Linked DNA regions of Homo sapiens: regions 1 and 2 are each linked to region 3. A link is a contact called in ENCODE Hi-C data. All regions are on one chromosome and are shown on one strand. Each heading gives the region's core, a stretch centred on a gene start or an enhancer-like site at or near the end of the contact. The rest is flanking DNA. Distances are from core to core; before and after follow the strand shown. Region 1 holds the start of AVEN (apoptosis and caspase activation inhibitor). Region 2 holds the start of PGBD4 (piggyBac transposable element derived 4). Region 3 holds the start of CDIN1 (CDAN1 interacting nuclease 1).

Region 1 (2,700 bases), core at 97-2,596, 2.5 Mb before region 3:
AGCAAATTTTGCCTCATGCAAAAAAGAATTTTTTAAATCAGTGTGCATAAGAATGCAGAATATAAAGATGGTCTTGTCCTACAGATGTTAAGGTAACAGAACAACTCATAAAAAGACAGTCCTCTAACTCCTTTAGCTGAGATATGGTTAGCTTTGCCCCCATATATATCATCCCCTGCTCCAATCTCCAAAAACTTCCTTCTATGAATGTGTCAATAAGACTGATGATATTGCTATTAAAACTCAGAACTTGACTGCTCATTTATAAATTGAAAATTCAAAACGACAAAGCCCAGTGCTCGCTGATTTCTACACATACAGGCATAATAAAAGAGAACTACGCTATTACAAAGAACTATGCATCTGGTCCCGCCCCCAAATACTAGAGTCCAGTCGTAGGGGTCATTCTTTCACTCAACAAACTTTTTATTATGCGCCTACTGTGTACTAGGCATTGCACAGACAGTTAACAAAACAGACCAAAAAATCCTTTCCCTCCTAATAACAGGAGCGTGCCCGTAAAGGCTGCCGAGGGACCACGTCGTGGCCGCGCCTCCGTCCCATAGTGGTACTCGTACAGACAGCCCAGCCGGCCCACGGGCCGCCGAGACTTGCAGCCCTGACACACGGCCTTGGCCTCTGGGTTCCTAACCCGGACCCTGGGGCAGGCTGGGAAGCCCTCCTACCCCCACTGTCTCGCGCCAGCCCGGCCAGGAGGCCACGAGGGCCAAGCGCATACCCAGGCGCGCCCCCGCCACCAGGCGCGCCCCCGCGCCACCATCCGCCCGTCCCGCGCAGGCGCCGGCGCCGCCGCCCGTCTGGCGCGCGCCTGGCACGCTCTCTTGCGGCTCTTGACTGGCGGCCTCGGCCCCACTTGCCCCAGTTACACGCGGTCCCAGCCCCACCAGCCGTCGCCTCTTACCGGCGCGCTGGCCCCTGCGCCCCAGCCTCCCGGCTCCCGGCGGCTGCCTCGCGGGGCGCCTCCTCCTCCTCGGCCTCCGCGAGCGCCGCGGAAGCCCCGGCCACGGCCACGGCCCCGGCGTCCGCCTCCGTCCCCGCCGCCGCCTCCGCCGCCGCCTCTGGCTACCGCCGCTGCGGCTCCGGGCCGCTCGCTGTGGCGATCTCCGCCAGGCCGGCCGCGGCCTGGCCGCCGCCCACGGCCTCCCCGAGCTCCTCGCTCCGCCTGCATCTGGCCGCCGCTGGCGGTGCTGAGCGCGCGGGAGCCGAGCTGCGGCGGAGACGCCCTGGCCCCACCGGAAGCGGGCCGCACGGAGGAGCCGCGAGCGAAAGGCGCCCGGTAGCAGCGAGGCGCGGGGTGCGGGGCTAGGGATCGAGGCCGGCCGCAGCGGAGCGGGGCGGGGCGGGGCGGCCGGCGTCCCGCAGGTGGGGCCGGAACCGGGACCGCGGGAAGGCCGGACCGCTGGGAGCTGGAAGTGGTGGGGGTCTGCAGCGGGGCGGGGGGATTCTCAAGGCATCAGAGATAGGTTGGGGGAGAGACCGTGCTAAGTGCAAGGACGAGTCATAAAATAAAATTTGTATGATGTGAACTCTCGGAAAAAAAAAGTTTAAACGTATGTATTTGCATAAGAAAAGGTCTAAACAAATACATACTAAAATGTTAGTGGTTAACTGCTGAGATTTGAAGTGAGTTAATTTTTTTTCCTCCGTTTAATCTAATTTTCAGCAACGAATGTGTATCATTTTAAAACTATACCGAAGTCAGGGTTCAGGAGGTGTGGATGTAAAGACAAGAGTTTGTGTCTGGTGAGAGGTGGACTGCAGCACGTGGGAGAGAGAACAGTGCGAAACTGGGAGATGGCTAGAAAGGGCGTCAAAGTCCTCAGCAGAATTTCTGTAGAAATGACTACTACAGCTGACATTTATTGAGCACATGAGTATTTCATTCTCATAACAGCTCTATGAGGTAGGGATGACTGTCATCCTTATTCTGCAGTGAGGTAACAGCCTTGGAAAGGTTAAAAAAAACTTGACTAAAGTGAATAACTAGGTAGTGGTGGAACTGGCATTCTAAGGCGGTCTCACTCCAGTCCCTTCTTTCAACCAAGGAGAAAACAGGAAGGGGAACAGTTGGTTACACAGATGCATGAAAGCAGTTTTTAACTTGGGACTGAAACCACCTGAAAATAATGAAAGCAAGGGCTAAAATGTCAGCCTAGCAGAATAAGTGTTTTCTTCCCCCTCAGTACTTTCTGGTTCTTTCCTATATCCATACATAGTTAATACTTTTCATTGCTTCTAATTGCCTACTCTGCATCAGGCACAGTGCTATGTCCTGAAATTAAAAACAAAAACAAAAAAAAAACCTTGCCCCTGCCCTCAAGTAGCTCACTGCCCACAAGGAAGATAATCTAGTCGTGTGAATAGATGATTACAGTACCGTGTTGCTGAGTGCAGTGAGAGATTCAAGATCAAGGTCCAAAGAAGAAAAGTTAAATTATATTTAAACGGGTTACCCAAGGCTTCATGAGAAATAGACCCCTGAGCTAAAGCCTAATGGTTGAGTAGGAGTTTGCCTGGTTGGTAAATGGGAGTAGGGGCGCCTTCCAGACAGGGGGAACTATTGAAGGATTGTCAACTCCAGAGAAACAGTCTTAAAAATAGTAACACTTGTAGAGCACTTATATGCACCAAACACTATTCTACATACTTCTCATATCACTTCATTTGGGACTAATAGCT
Region 2 (2,700 bases), core at 122-2,621, 2.5 Mb before region 3:
TTTCAGATACCATTTGCTGGTGTACGAACCCACCAAAGGAAATACTTCCTAATTATTTGCTTTCAGTTTACAGTTTCACCTCCAAGTAAGGGTGGAAAGATTTAAAACAACATACGCGTGCCTAGACATTTCAAAAGCAGGCTGCTGCAAAACTAGTGCTAACAAATTCATCCTGTCTTTTAATATAGACAGAAAACCCACTTCCACTAATAGCATGAAAGGACAGAAGCAAGAAAGCAATGTAGAGGAACCCTAGTCTCACATAAATGACAAGTGTGATATAGCAAATCTCTCGATGAATTCAACTGTAAAAAAGAACAACGATCCCACCCCCAAGCAAAAAAAAAAAGAAAAAAAAAGTGCTTTGATTAGGGATTTCAGAGCCTATTAATTTTAGAAGCAGTAACATTAGCCTCCCAGTCTATGTCGTCACTAGAAGCCCTTTGGGTTTTGAGAATTCCCACTTGTGTCGCATCTTTCTACATAATAACAAGCTACCAAAAGACTGAAGTGAATGCAAAAAACGACTAGGTTCTAGGGAAACCAGATGAGATATAAAAGAATCCAACAAGAGACTAATAAGGGTCCACCTGTCCCCAGGGCCCAGGAATGATCGTCCCCACATGGGGCCAAAATAAGGTTGGAAATAACTGACTCCATGCTCTGACCATGGCAGGGGGTGAGCGCCTGCCATGCTCATTCCAGAGGTACAGGACCAGGAAAGGGAAAGCATCCGACTGCCTCCCAAGGTCTCCCGGCATAGACCGTTAGCGGCACCCTCCCCTTCAGTCTGAGACAGCGACGTTGTCCCGTCCTGACACTTAACTCTCCTGGTGGGGTCCCTGTCCGGCCTCCATCCCAGCCTTTTTCCCGCTGCCCTCAGGATGCTCACTTAAGGAAACCGACGTGCTCTTCTCCGTCTACCAGCACTCGGGCCGCCGAGATCCAGTCCTGAGGCTTCACCCCTGGAACAACTGCACGCCCCTCAATCTTGAAGCGATCTCCTATGCCGACCCCACTCCCTCCCGATCCCTCAGCAGCAGCCCCGGGCACCTCCGAGCTCTGGACATCCCCCGATAGCAGCAGCAGCAGCAGGACGGGAAAGAAGCCCCACAGAGCGGCCGCCATGACAGCAGCTCTGCACTCAGACCGGCAGCCCCGGAAGCCCTCCCAGTCTCCCGGCCGCCACCGCCGCCGCTGGCGGCTTGATGTTGTCATCACTGCGCGCCCGTTTCTGTCATAAGCTGTGGGATCCAACCAGAGGGAAGAGATCATGGCCGATCGACTAGCGAGGCGGAAGTAAGGCGGAAGTACTGCCCTTAACTCCCGGCACTCTGGATTGGAAGACGGCGCACAGAGCCTGTGTCAAGTGCCTATGAAGGGGACTGCCCATGAAGTGAAAGTCAAGTGTGTGTTGCTGCGGCAGCCACGGAGGCCAAGGACCTCACGGGAGTAAAAGATGACGAGACTGGCTTCGGGAGAAACACCATCCAGAAGAGACCTTTCAAAAAACTTCTAGAGACTCCCCAAGACGTATGAGATGAAAGGCTTCTTCTGTCTGTGTGCGTTTAACTCATTTCTCCTTAGCCCCGAGATTACGCGCTGCTGTGCCTGCGACTGCAGCGTTTACGCCGAGATAACTCGTGGATTACAGTGCCAACCTTACTCCCAAAGTTTGCCACGAAATATCTCGCTTCTGTTATTTTCGCATGGTTCTGGTATATTGACTTTTGAAACAAAAGACATCATTCTGTTTATAGCATTCTGTTTTTAGTAGTGGGATTTCCATCTACAAAATATAGTAATTCTCGATCGCTGAAATGTCAAATCCTAGAAAACGTAGCATTCCTATGCGTGATAGTAATACCGGTCTCGAACAGTTGTTGGCTGAAGATTCATTTGATGAATCTGATTTTTCGGAAATAGATGATTCTGATAATTTTTCGGATAGTGCTTTAGAAGCCGATAAGATCAGGCCTCTGTCCCATTTAGAATCTGATGGAAAGAGCTCTACATCAAGTGACTCAGGGCGCTCCATGAAATGGTCAGCTCGTGCTATGATTCCACGTCAAAGGTATGACTTTACCGGCACACCTGGCAGAAAAGTCGATGTCAGTGATATCACTGACCCATTGCAGTATTTTGAACTGTTCTTTACTGAGGAATTAGTTTCAAAAATTACTAGAGAAACAAATGCCCAAGCTGCCTTGTTGGCTTCAAAGCCACCGGGTCCGAAAGGATTTTCGCGAATGGATAAATGGAAAGACACTGACAATGACGAGCTCAAAGTCTTTTTTGCAGTAATGTTACTGCAAGGTATTGTGCAGAAACCTGAGCTGGAGATGTTTTGGTCAACAAGGCCTCTTTTGGATACACCTTATCTCAGGCAAATTATGACTGGTGAAAGATTTTTACTTTTGTTTCGGTGCCTGCATTTTGTCAACAATTCTTCTATATCTGCTGGTCAATCAAAGGCCCAGATTTCATTGCAGAAGATCAAACCTGTGTTCGACTTTCTTGTAAATAAATTTTCCACTGTATATACTCCAAACAGAAACATTGCAGTTGATGAATCACTGATGCTGTTCAAGGGGCCATTAGCTATGAAGCAGTACCTCCCGACAAAACGAGTACGATTTGGTCTGAAGCTATATGTACTTTGTGAAAGTCAGTCTGGTTATGTGTGGAATGCGCTTGTTC
Region 3 (2,700 bases), core at 130-2,629:
ACGATGGAGCCACTGCACTCCAGCCTGGGCGACAGAGTAAGACTCCATCTCTACATCAAACATACACAAATAAAACACCTCCATGAATTAAATCAGTTTTACAGACAAAAGAAATGAGGCTTCGATGGATTAAGGAATTTATTCAAGGAGGTATATCTAAAACTTCCAACCCAGGCATTATTCCAGATGAAAAATTTTAAACCACTTACAGGTTCTCTAAAGTCTAAGCACCTTTGCTTTAGTTTGCTTAAATTGTTGAAATCAGAAGAGAAACACAACACATGACCTTCTAAGAACCAAACAGATTTTAGAAAAGAGATTAAATGAGGGACTGATATCCCAACAAATTGCTTTAGGAGAACTGAGATCCATTCACAATACATATAGAAAATAAAAAAAGATTGGCTCATTACTCCAAACATTTATTGAGCGCCTACTATTTTCTGAGAACTGGGGTTACAATAAGATGCGATTTTAGACCTTGAGCAGCTAACTGCAAGGAGTGAAAGTGACTTTTTTTTTTTTTTTTGAGACGGAGTCTCGCTGTCGCCCAGGCTGGAGTGCAGTGGCGCGATCTTGGCTCACTGCAAGCTCTGCCTCTCGGGTTCACGCCATTCTCCTGCCTCAGCCTCCTGAGTAGCTGGGACTACAGGCGCCCGCCACCACGCCCGGCTAATTTTTTGTATTTTTAGTAGAGACGGGGTTTCACCGTGTTAGCCAGGATGGTCTCGATCTCCTGACCTCGTGATCCGCCCGCCTCGGCCTCCGAAAGTGCTGGGATTACAGGCGTCAGCCACCGCGCCCGGCCAAAAGTGACATTCTTTACTGCCGGCTGTTTGATGACGTCGGATTTGTTTCAAGTCTGTTTCTCAACAAGGACAAAACTGCCTTCCACGCGATGTACAGAAGTTGTAGGGCTTCCTCAACACAAGCCAAATTATGTTTACAGCGACCCTAGTGAGTTTTCCTGCTCGGACCATGACAGACTTGGTAGAGTGAAGACATGGTTTCTCGGCAGGCCAGTCCACGCTCCGAGGAGCGCTCAAACTGGCGCGTTAGGAAGTGTATTCAAATCGCGCGCTCTGGCAGGGGCTTTCGGGGGCTCACGCTGAAGGATCGCGGGGCACTCGTGAGACCTGCCGCCTGGTCTGTGCGTCAGGCCGCCCTGGCTTCTAGTAATTGGGAGAGTACAAAGCATCCCTTGTTGACCCTTTGATCCTAGGTGGGCGATGCCCTGGATTCCTACCTGCCTACTGAAACTCTGGCGCGGCGCCTTTCCAAGGGCGGCCGCTACTTCCTGGTTGGTTTGCCCTTAACTGACATGGCGGCTAGTTGCCTTCGGCGCACCACTGCGGCTGCTCAGTAAGCCAAGCTAGGGCACTCTGGTGTACAGCCAGTCCCCGCCGCGGAGGTGCCGGTGGAGCCTGGGACCGGGCGAGTCTCCGCCCCGCTTTTGCAGCTAGGGGTGTGTTTCAGGGGGGATTGGGGCAAGCCAAGCAGGCGAGGACCCGGGCCTGTGCCGCTTTGCCTACCCCTCATCCCTCGGCACCAAGGCTACTTGAGCCCCAGGGTGTTTTTTCCTTGTTCCCGCCACCTCCTGGTCCCTGGCCCAACATGATACTGACCAAAGCTCAGTACGACGAGATAGCCCAGTGCCTAGTGTCTGTGCCGCCTACCAGGCAGAGCCTGAGGAAGCTGAAGCAGAGGTTTCCCAGGTAAGTGTCCATCTCTCCCCTCTCACAGCCCTTTGCCTGCAGCAGCAGTGCCTGGGCCGCCCAGGCAGCGCTTAGGAACCACGTGTCACACATGAGTGGGGAGGAACACCAGTGTCAGGCGTTAGGAGGTCGAGGTTGGCGAAAAAAGGTTTATTCTTTCACTCGCCTTCCACACAAAACTCTTAACGGTGAGTTCATGGCAGCCTTCCAAGGCCTTGCAATTAAATTCAAGTCAACAGATATTTATGGAAAACGTGGTACGTGCTAGGTGATGGGTGAACATAGTAGGTGCTTCATAAATGACCAGAGGTTAATTGACAGATAGTAGGAATGAATGATGGGTGGGAATATGAATTGTAGATTCGAAAGGAGCAAATGGAGGACCCTTTTCAATTGGCCGTTGGAAACAAACAAGGGAGCATAGAGGTAAAGCGGCTTCATACTGTTTGACTGTGGCTTGTACTGTTAACTGTGGAATTAAGTGACCTCAAGGGTTCTCAATCCAATCAGAGAGCAGGGTACCCAGGGATTCCACTCTTGGGTCATTGGCCATTTGAACAACCAGATCTAAAGTTTCTCCATATATGTTATGCATACACACATTCCGGGTGTATTTCATACTTCCTCCCCCAAACACTTCTTTTTTCAGCGATTTTAGAATTATCCAACTTTCTAAGAAAGGACTTTGGGAATTATGTAGATTTCTCATTTTAATGAAGTGGAAACTGAGACCCCAACATTACATGAGGAACCAGTTGAGGACAACCAGGTCACTGTATTTATGTTGTGTTAAAAGCAGAGAATGTTTGTTTACTTTTTTCCTAATGAAAAACCAAATCCAAACCTGTACCATTTTGTTTTGTGGCACTGAGCATGGTTATTCCTAATGGAGAGCTTCCCCATCCTTGACGTATTCAGTCCCTGAACAAACACGACAGAAGTAATTTCTTGAGAAAAGAAAGGTAATTGGATAATAGGTATCAAA

What was found. Hi-C counts contacts between places; a loop is a spot of excess contacts on that map. Pooled maps may share reads with other maps.
Region 1: a map of naive thymus-derived CD4-positive, alpha-beta T cell shows a loop between it and region 3 (31-fold over the local background). The contact joins the promoter of AVEN here to the promoter of CDIN1 in region 3. A Hi-C loop is called at or near these places in 1 of 168 maps with a recorded cell type or tissue (naive thymus-derived CD4-positive, alpha-beta T cell), 1 of 37 single-sample maps with no recorded cell type and 8 of 50 pooled maps.
Region 2: a loop to region 3 is called in a map of CD8-positive, alpha-beta T cell, with 26 times the contacts of the local background. The contact joins the promoter of PGBD4 here to the promoter of CDIN1 in region 3. A Hi-C loop is called at or near these places in 1 of 168 maps with a recorded cell type or tissue (CD8-positive, alpha-beta T cell), 1 of 37 single-sample maps with no recorded cell type and 10 of 50 pooled maps.

What each region holds. Positions count from the first base shown.
Region 1 is chr15:34,037,858-34,040,557 of GRCh38, forward strand. It overlaps AVEN (apoptosis and caspase activation inhibitor), which reads right to left and starts at 1,347. Exons shown (of 6, transcript NM_020371.3): 1 at 923-1,347. The coding sequence starts at 1,189. The region is part of intron 1 of CHRM5 (cholinergic receptor muscarinic 5); the gene reads left to right. RefSeq lists silencers at 320-379, 730-789, 880-1,089, 1,270-1,439.
Region 2 is chr15:34,100,712-34,103,411 of GRCh38, forward strand. PGBD4 (piggyBac transposable element derived 4) reads left to right here and starts at 1,372. Exons shown (of 1, transcript NM_152595.5): 1 at 1,372-2,700. The coding sequence starts at 1,821. EMC7 (ER membrane protein complex subunit 7) reads right to left here and starts at 1,151. Exons shown (of 5, transcript NM_020154.3): 1 at 893-1,151. The coding sequence starts at 1,128. RefSeq lists enhancers at 295-1,152, 762-1,461, 1,492-1,581.
Region 3 is chr15:36,578,247-36,580,946 of GRCh38, forward strand. It overlaps CDIN1 (CDAN1 interacting nuclease 1), which reads left to right and starts at 1,380. Exons shown (of 11, transcript NM_001321759.2): 1 at 1,380-1,715. The coding sequence starts at 1,615. RefSeq lists an enhancer at 1,499-1,618.